3 separate regions of the Homo sapiens genome follow, and regions 1 and 3 are each linked to region 2. Evidence: read pairs that join two places in POLR2A ChIA-PET (ENCODE). Cell type or tissue: PC-9. All regions are shown on one strand.

The links. ChIA-PET counts read pairs that join two places held together with the same protein. Peaks named below come from ENCODE experiments on the same cell type or tissue, not always from the same donor. Only the 100,000 strongest peaks of a DNase experiment are listed, where the experiment ranks them.
Region 1: POLR2A ChIA-PET joins it to region 2 with 8 read pairs; 3 of 35 experiments call an interaction of 5 or more read pairs at or near these places.
Region 3: POLR2A ChIA-PET joins it to region 2 with 5 read pairs; 4 of 35 experiments call an interaction of 5 or more read pairs at or near these places.

The regions. Positions count from the first base shown.
Region 1 is chr12:90,297,508-90,300,007 of GRCh38, reverse strand. All of the region lies in intron 2 of LINC02392 (long intergenic non-protein coding RNA 2392), which reads right to left. Among named protein-coding and RNA genes, the nearest start is that of LINC02392, 5.4 kb to the right of the region's middle. In PC-9, no CTCF peak of the experiment used is centred here; no DNase peak of the experiment used is centred here.
Region 2 is chr12:89,698,923-89,701,422 of GRCh38, reverse strand. The region is part of intron 1 of ATP2B1 (ATPase plasma membrane Ca2+ transporting 1); the gene reads left to right. Among named protein-coding and RNA genes, the nearest start is that of ATP2B1, 8.7 kb to the left of the region's middle. In PC-9, no CTCF peak of the experiment used is centred here; a DNase peak (open chromatin) is centred at 1,032; H3K27ac peaks cover 371 bases.
Region 3 is chr12:89,565,512-89,568,011 of GRCh38, reverse strand. No RefSeq gene overlaps it. Among named protein-coding and RNA genes, the nearest start is that of POC1B-GALNT4, 40 kb to the right of the region's middle. In PC-9, no CTCF peak of the experiment used is centred here; no DNase peak of the experiment used is centred here.

The sequences.
Region 1 (2,500 bases), 600 kb before region 2:
TGTCAGATATAAAACTCTATTAGATGTAATTGGAAGTTAAACCTCATTAGTCCACAGAGGCTCTTTCTGTGCTCTTGGGCAGAACCATCTTCTAACAATCATAACTTGATCAAGAGTGTCTTAACTGCCTGGGAATGTTCTAGGGCACAGATCCAGATTTCCAGTAATAGAACTTGATTTCCATGGGATAATGAAATCTGTGAGAAAATATCCAAGTGAAAAACAAGTCTGATAGAGTATGTAAGTAGAGCAACAGAACCTGAGTTTCAAAAGAGAAATAGTATTTTCAGAGAGAGTATGAGAATAGACCTCTCCATCCCCTAACATTGCCCTTTGGATGTCTGCTTACTCTAAGACAAAAAATGACATAAAATAAAGGAAGAATTTACCACGGCGCCAACATACATGCTATGAGAAACTTCAGAAGACTCGTCATATAAAGAAGAAAATTTTCTTTTCTAATGGCTAGAGGGAGAAAGCGTCAAAAATAGAGGATATCTGTGACAACACTGGCAATTCCATCAGCAACAATCTTGGGCTACAGAGGTCATGGATGACCAGAGGAAGGAACACTAAAAAGAAGAACCCCAGAAATGCAAGAAGTAGCTTCATTTTATGCCAGAACTCTGTCTCTCTAAGGACTCCCAGGAGAAATAGCTTAGATATTTTGCAAAACCGAAACGGAAACCTAGACTTCCTGTGAGTCAAAAAAGTATACGTTTGGAGATTTGAGGTCTAAGGTATTGTAAGAGTGGCAAGGGACCATGTGGGTGAAGTAAAAGAATCCCCCGAAGCTTCATTAAATGTTATATGATAATAATATGCTATATTAACAAAAGTGATTTTATTCCCCTGCCTTCTTTCACTCTGTGACCCTTCAGTCATTGAGACATTCTACTGATTTGTCTCACATGAACTGAAAACAAGGGGGAAAAAAAAAGATGCCATACTTTCTTGAATTTGGAATTTTAAAATTCCACTCTCCCAAGAGCAGCAGAGAGGACTCTAGTACACAGGCCAGACAATAGATGGGAAAATGCAGTTTACTTAACAGCTAGACTCTTAACCACCTTCATTCTCTAACTCGAAAATCAGTAAAGATTTCTTAGACAGTGGGAAGGAAGGTGAATTGAAAGGGTAGCAAGTCATGAGTCCCTGTGAAAAAGGCTTTTGTCCCTGTAGGAACACAAAGCAATAGCAACACTTACACTATCCTCAGTCAATACTGAGGAAGTAGCAATAAACCATATTACAATTTGCGGTGGTAGGTGACAAGACAGACAAGTCAATACAGCACTGAAGAGCTCCATAGCACCCCAGAAATGCAGAAACAAATGATTCCAGGCTGTCATAAAGTAGCACCAGAGTAGAAGAAGGATGAAAGAGAAGGGACAGAGAAGCAAAGCAAAGGTCATCTGTGTAGACTGAGGCATCATCATGATCCTATCCTTGCATGCTTCTTGTAGCAAACAATTTTGACAATTATGTTAAAAGCATTAAAGATAGATGAATACTTTGACTCAGCAATTTTACCTATAGAACTTTTACTAAGATATTACTAAGGGAGAGTTCAGATTCCAGAAATGCCATGGACAAAAAAAAAAAGTAAAATCTCTCATGCTTTAAAATGTTGAAATTGTTTTAAATGCCTGACAGCTTGTGAGGAAGGAAAAATGTCAAGTATCATAAGTGAATAGGTAATTGAAAGCAGAATATTTTGAGCTGATGGTGAGGCTACTGTAGGCAGGAAGGATAAGGATTTTCTGTCTGTGCGATACAGCATCTTGGATACAAGACAGGGAAGAGAAACTGAGACTAACATAAACCTAGAATCCCCAAAGTGCTATACCCTTAGTGAAAGGGCAAACTAGACAAATATTCTCCCCACCGGCACAGGGAAGTGGAAAGAAAGCTCATCTGTATTACTGTGGGCTATAGAAGGAAAAAGAATAATCCTCAGAGGTTCCAGTTTTGTATCTCACATTGGTTTAGGGTTCAAATTTTCATTACCTATGTAATGTCAGTACCACCAATTGAAGAAATTAATATAAAATTTGTTAATAATTCTGAGGCTTCTTTTGCAGAACACAGTGCAAGCTACTACAAGGTTTTCTGACAGCAGGGAAAAATTAAGCCTTCCTAATGTGTGAGCTAACAATAAAAAATTAAAAGCAAAAATTAAAAGCATATGAGGAAAGAATCTATTATGAGTTAAAAGACACATCTGATTTATAACCCCATGAACATGTTGTAATATCAAGATCACTCAAATAAGATACAAAATAAATGTAAAATTAATTAAAATGTAAAAGAAAAATTGAAACCTTAGGGAAAAAGCATGACATAACGAAACAATACATCTCAGAAAAGAACAAAATATATATTTTAAAAATGCAGTTCCATTGAAATATATACATGCATATGTTATAGAGAGACAGACACATTAATAGGTAGACATAGATAGCTGATAGAGATAGGTAAACAGCAGTCTATATTTAGC
Region 2 (2,500 bases):
TTCTATATATCGTGATATAGAACCCTATATCTTATCTCAGTTCTTTTATGTTATCTCCAAATGAATTACTAAGACAAAGGGATAATAAATGGGAAGTGTACAACCCGGAGGACTTCAGACCAGAAAATCAAAGAGAGATGATGGGAAAGGGTGGAGTAATGCTGAGTTTTGAAGAATGGGCACATTTAGACAGACCAAAGACTGAGCATCATATCATTGCTGCCGTTCCATGAACTGAGAGCAAACTGTTAGATCATGACCTGCTACAGAATCACTAGGCATCAGGAAGAAGAGTAGGTATATGGTCTGTATTAGAGTATAGCAATGGATTATTCTTCCAGCTGCCAAGAAGTCAAGAAGGAAAGCCTGTATTTGACTTTATCATTTCTATTGAATGTCTGAGTGATACATAGAGTAGTAATTTTAGACATTTAAGTAACTAAAGATTTATATAGCTTTAGTATGTAAGCTGTTATATTTAAAAATGCTTGAAAAAATAAGAGTTGTTCTCCAGAAATTATTCATTTTCCTATGATTAGCACAGCTGAGACCTTACAGGTGCACTGCTATTGAGTATTCTCCCAACCTTTTAAATTTTATAGGTCTAATTGTTGGTAAGGTATTGTGGAAGGAGTTCTAAGACTTGCTCCTGCTTTAATTGACGTTGCAATAATAATCATAATAAAATTGTTGGTCAAAGAGTAGCACAGGAGTGGTTTTGGTAGTGAAGAAAATAAAAAGAAATCTGAAGGTAGAGATGAATGGAATCAGCAAAAGTGAAATTGGTTAGATTAGTAAGTTGTTTTTCTACTGGGACACTCATGGATGATACTGACATATACTCCATTCTCCCTTGCTAATATCTAGATTTTTTTAGTACCTCTAATACTAAGAGATTTTTAATTTCTTTGCTATACTTCTGTCCTTTTCTTCTCTATTCATGCTCAAAAGAAAGTAAGTGCTATAACTACTCTTTTTTGTTTGCTTAAAAAATGACTCATGAACTTAAGGTACTTAAGTGTGGACACTCCTGACAACTAATACCATAGCGGAGAACTACTGAGTTAAAGGGTACCAGTGCAAATAGAGGGCTGAAAACAAGGAAGGTCAGTCAGTGAATGGGAAAGAAATATGACAAAGCCTAGGAAAGGGAGCTCCTCTAGCATCAAACTGTCTGCATGTCGAGTCTCAGAAAAACAAGGATTCGTCAGTCAACCCCTTTCTGCATGCACAGTGGATTTAGGGTAAAGTTTATGTTACCCTGTCTTTGGCCGAGCGCAGTGGCTCCTGCCTGTAATCCCAGCCCTTTGGGAGACTGAAGCAGGAGGATTGCTTGACCACAGGAGTCTGAGACCAGCCTGGGCAACATGACAAAACCTCATCTCTACTAAAAAAAAAAAAAAAAAAAAATTTAGCCAGGCATGGTGTCGTGTACCTGTAGTCCTAGCTACTTGGGAGGCTGAGGTAGGAGGATCGCTTGATTCTAGGAGGTAGAGGTTGCAGTGAACTGAGATTGTGCCACAGCACTACAGCCTGGGCGACAGAGGGAGACCGTCTCTGTCTCAAAAAATAGATGACCCTGCCTTTGAGCTTAAGCACTACTGTTTTTATGTACATAATTTAATGCTGGAACTTGATCACCTCCGGCCCTCCTGCTGACAGCATTTCTTTTGCTAGAAATACCCACCTTTCTCAGAGCCTGTGTCTCCTTTGGTTTTGGTTTTTACTCCATGATATGTTAAGGACTCACCAGATTTAAATGTGAAATTTATCTTCACCACTAAAAAGCCCACTTGTCTTGGATAAATCACTTGGTTTCTTTAACTCCTCAAAAAGTACAAAGTCAGGGGGTTTTGATTTTTCTCTCTTGAAAATTTGGCTTTTAACAAAATTTGTATAGCAAAAACAGGTTACCCGCTCCCCCCAAACTTTCAACCATTTATTTCTTTATTCTGTTAGGTTTGCCTTCCAATTTTGTCTTTTAACTACTTTGTCATCATTTTGACGTTTCGTCTGTGATACACCGTGTTTGATTTATGAAGATAAATACATTTATTGAAAAGCTAAATTATCTAAGATTTCAGTTAAACAAGTGGCATATTACTAGCATTTAACTCTGCCTCTTGCCAAACATATACTAAAATGAGAATAAGGGAATTCTTTTTTAAAAAAGCCATAAATCCACAAGGGAGAAGAGAAACCCACACCAAAATTTTAGAAGGCGTTGACTTAGTAGACTTAAAAAGCTGATCTCTAAGTAATAGAAAAGCCCAGAAACAAGTCAGTTTATAGAATTCCCTGAGAGCTCAAAGCTGGGAAAACATGGGACCCATGGTGAAGAGGGGACAGGGGGGCAAAACGGGAGAACTGGTTGAAATTTTAGGAATTTGATACCCAGATATCTTTCCCTCTGTCTGTACTCTGTGATCTCTTTTCCTTCATCCTTGCAGAAGGCTGGAAGCTTGCTTTCTGGAGAAGGCTATGCACACTGGGAATACAG
Region 3 (2,500 bases), 130 kb after region 2:
AAGTATGAAGAGTTTGGCAAATCTCTTTTTTCCTAAGGCGGTGTTCTTTCTTTTAAGATTGCTTAATAGATACTTTAAGTTTGAAACCTGGAAATGAACACTGCTCAACAAGTCAGAACATTTGTGAAATGATTGATGTTTACCTCACAACTCTGGCACTGCTCAGCTGTTGCTCCTGGGTTACTTTTGAAGAACTTTTATTTATATTTTGACTACTTCTGAGAAAGAGTTGATATTAACTAGTACAAAAATGAATCACTCCTGCATCTCTTATAAACAGATAAGACTAAATGAAAATTATTAAAACTCATATGGATGGCATCTTGACACCATGTTAACTTAAAAATCAAATCACATAAAATAACAATGAAGGTGACTAATAGTATATATACAGTATTTCATTTTACAACTTTTGACCTTATTCTAAGGAATCTCTGGGGATCTAGAAAACTGCTCAATTTTCCAAATGTAACATTAGGAACAGAAAATGATCCAACTTTTCCAGTCTCATAATCACAAGATCACCATCAAGACTTTTGTCTTTATATTTAGAGGCCCTCCCATGGATATGTGGTTACTCTTGAGGCCCACACCATTAAAATAGAGGTTGTGAGCCCTTTTCCTTGTTCGACCTGCCATCTTTCCATTCTGTTGCTCTTTAAACTTTTATTGTTGATTCTCTATACTCTTCTTTGCTGCCATACTCAGTCAAACACCACGTCACATTTCTCCTGTCTGCTTACAAATTATTGACACCAGAGTTCTTTCACAAAGTTGTGAGTACTTAATAAGAAAACAAGAGGAAATCAATGAGGAGTTCAATGATGAGGATAAAAATACCTGGAAAGGTTTGTGAGAAGGATTAAACAAGGTAATGTGTGCAAAGCATAGTACCTAGAGGCACATGGTAAGCACACAATAAATATTGGGTTTGTAGTTCTACAAATAATGAGAAGAGTAGCTTCCCTCCTTTCTCTTTCTCTTCCCTTTGTCTTTGGAGGCCAAACATAAAACTGGCATGGCACACAGTAAGCACTGAGCTCACTTAACATCACCTCCTTCTCTCCCTCCTGGGCAGGACTTGCTTGGTTGGTGAATAAGCAGGTTTGAGAAGGAACAGCCTTGGGCTCATTAGCTCATATTCTTTTGCATCACCACTGATAGCATCTTTAAAAAAAACAGTTCCCACCTCCCACACATCCCCACAAAAACACTTAGTTGTTTCACTGACAGATTTCATCTCTGTTGAGTTCTAAATTCTTGACCTTTTAAGGTCAAGCTTCTTCTACAGTTCCAAACTCTGCCTAGGCAGCCTTCATGACAGGTAAATAGCACTTTAACATCCAAGGGAGAGAATTTAGCTAGGGAAACAGCCCCTGTGGCCTTGATAACTAGTCTTTGTGGAAAAATGCCAAACTACTACAGAAAAGCCATATCCTGAATTCCCAGCTTTGAATACATTTCTCTCTTATTTTTGCATTATTCAATCCCCTTCAAGTATACCACTGATCATATCTTTCCTCTTCCCAAGCCCTACAATCCTGCAGTGAATTATAATAATAACAGTTAATACCACCAATTACACCATGACAAGCTCTTGGCATATACTGTCCCATTTGGCCGTCATATTAACTCTATGATGTAGGTACCGACATTATTTCCATTTTACAGGTGAGCTACTGAGGTTTGGGGAAGTTAATTGCCCACAGTAAAATCACTGGTAAATGGTGAACATAAACACATTTTTGAATCCAAAACCAATACTTTAAAAAAATTTTAGGCCGGGTGCAGTGGCTCACGCCTGTAATCCCAGCACTTTGGGAGGCCGAGGCAGGTGGATCACCTGAGGTCAGGAGTTCAAGACCAGTCTGACCAACATGGAGAAACCCTGTCTCTACTAAAAACACAAAAATTAGCATGGTGGCGCATGCCTGTAATCCCAGCTACTTGAGAGGCTGAGGCAGGAGAATCACTTGAACCCAGGAAGCAGAGGTTGAGGTGAGCTGAGATCGGGCCATTGCACTCCAGCCTGGGTGACAGAGTGAAACTCCCTCTCAAAAAAAAAAAAAATTTTTAATTTTATTTATTTTTTGGTGCAGGTGTCACTTGCAAATAAATCCAGTGCTTTTTCTCTGTACCTGACAGTCCCAGGGAGCTTCCCCACTCTAATCTTCAGTCTCACCTGGCCAGTTTTGATGATGTTTTTGGCTATACTCAACTAAATACCCGGCTTCTGTCTTTAGTCTAGGCTCATATAAAATTCAGCTCAGTGCTATGCTGAGTCTATAACAGACACAGAGAATTCTGCCTTTAATTTTCCTAAAACTTAACTTTCTTCACCCAAGTAGGGGTGCCTGTCTATTTGGATAGTAAATTCAGGCCTTATTTCCTTTTTGCACAAAATTAGTGAACACATAGCCAAGCACTGGGCATAAGGCATTAATCTCTTGTTTCTGTTAACTGCTCACTCCCTGAAAAGACCAGAAAAATAACCTGTTGG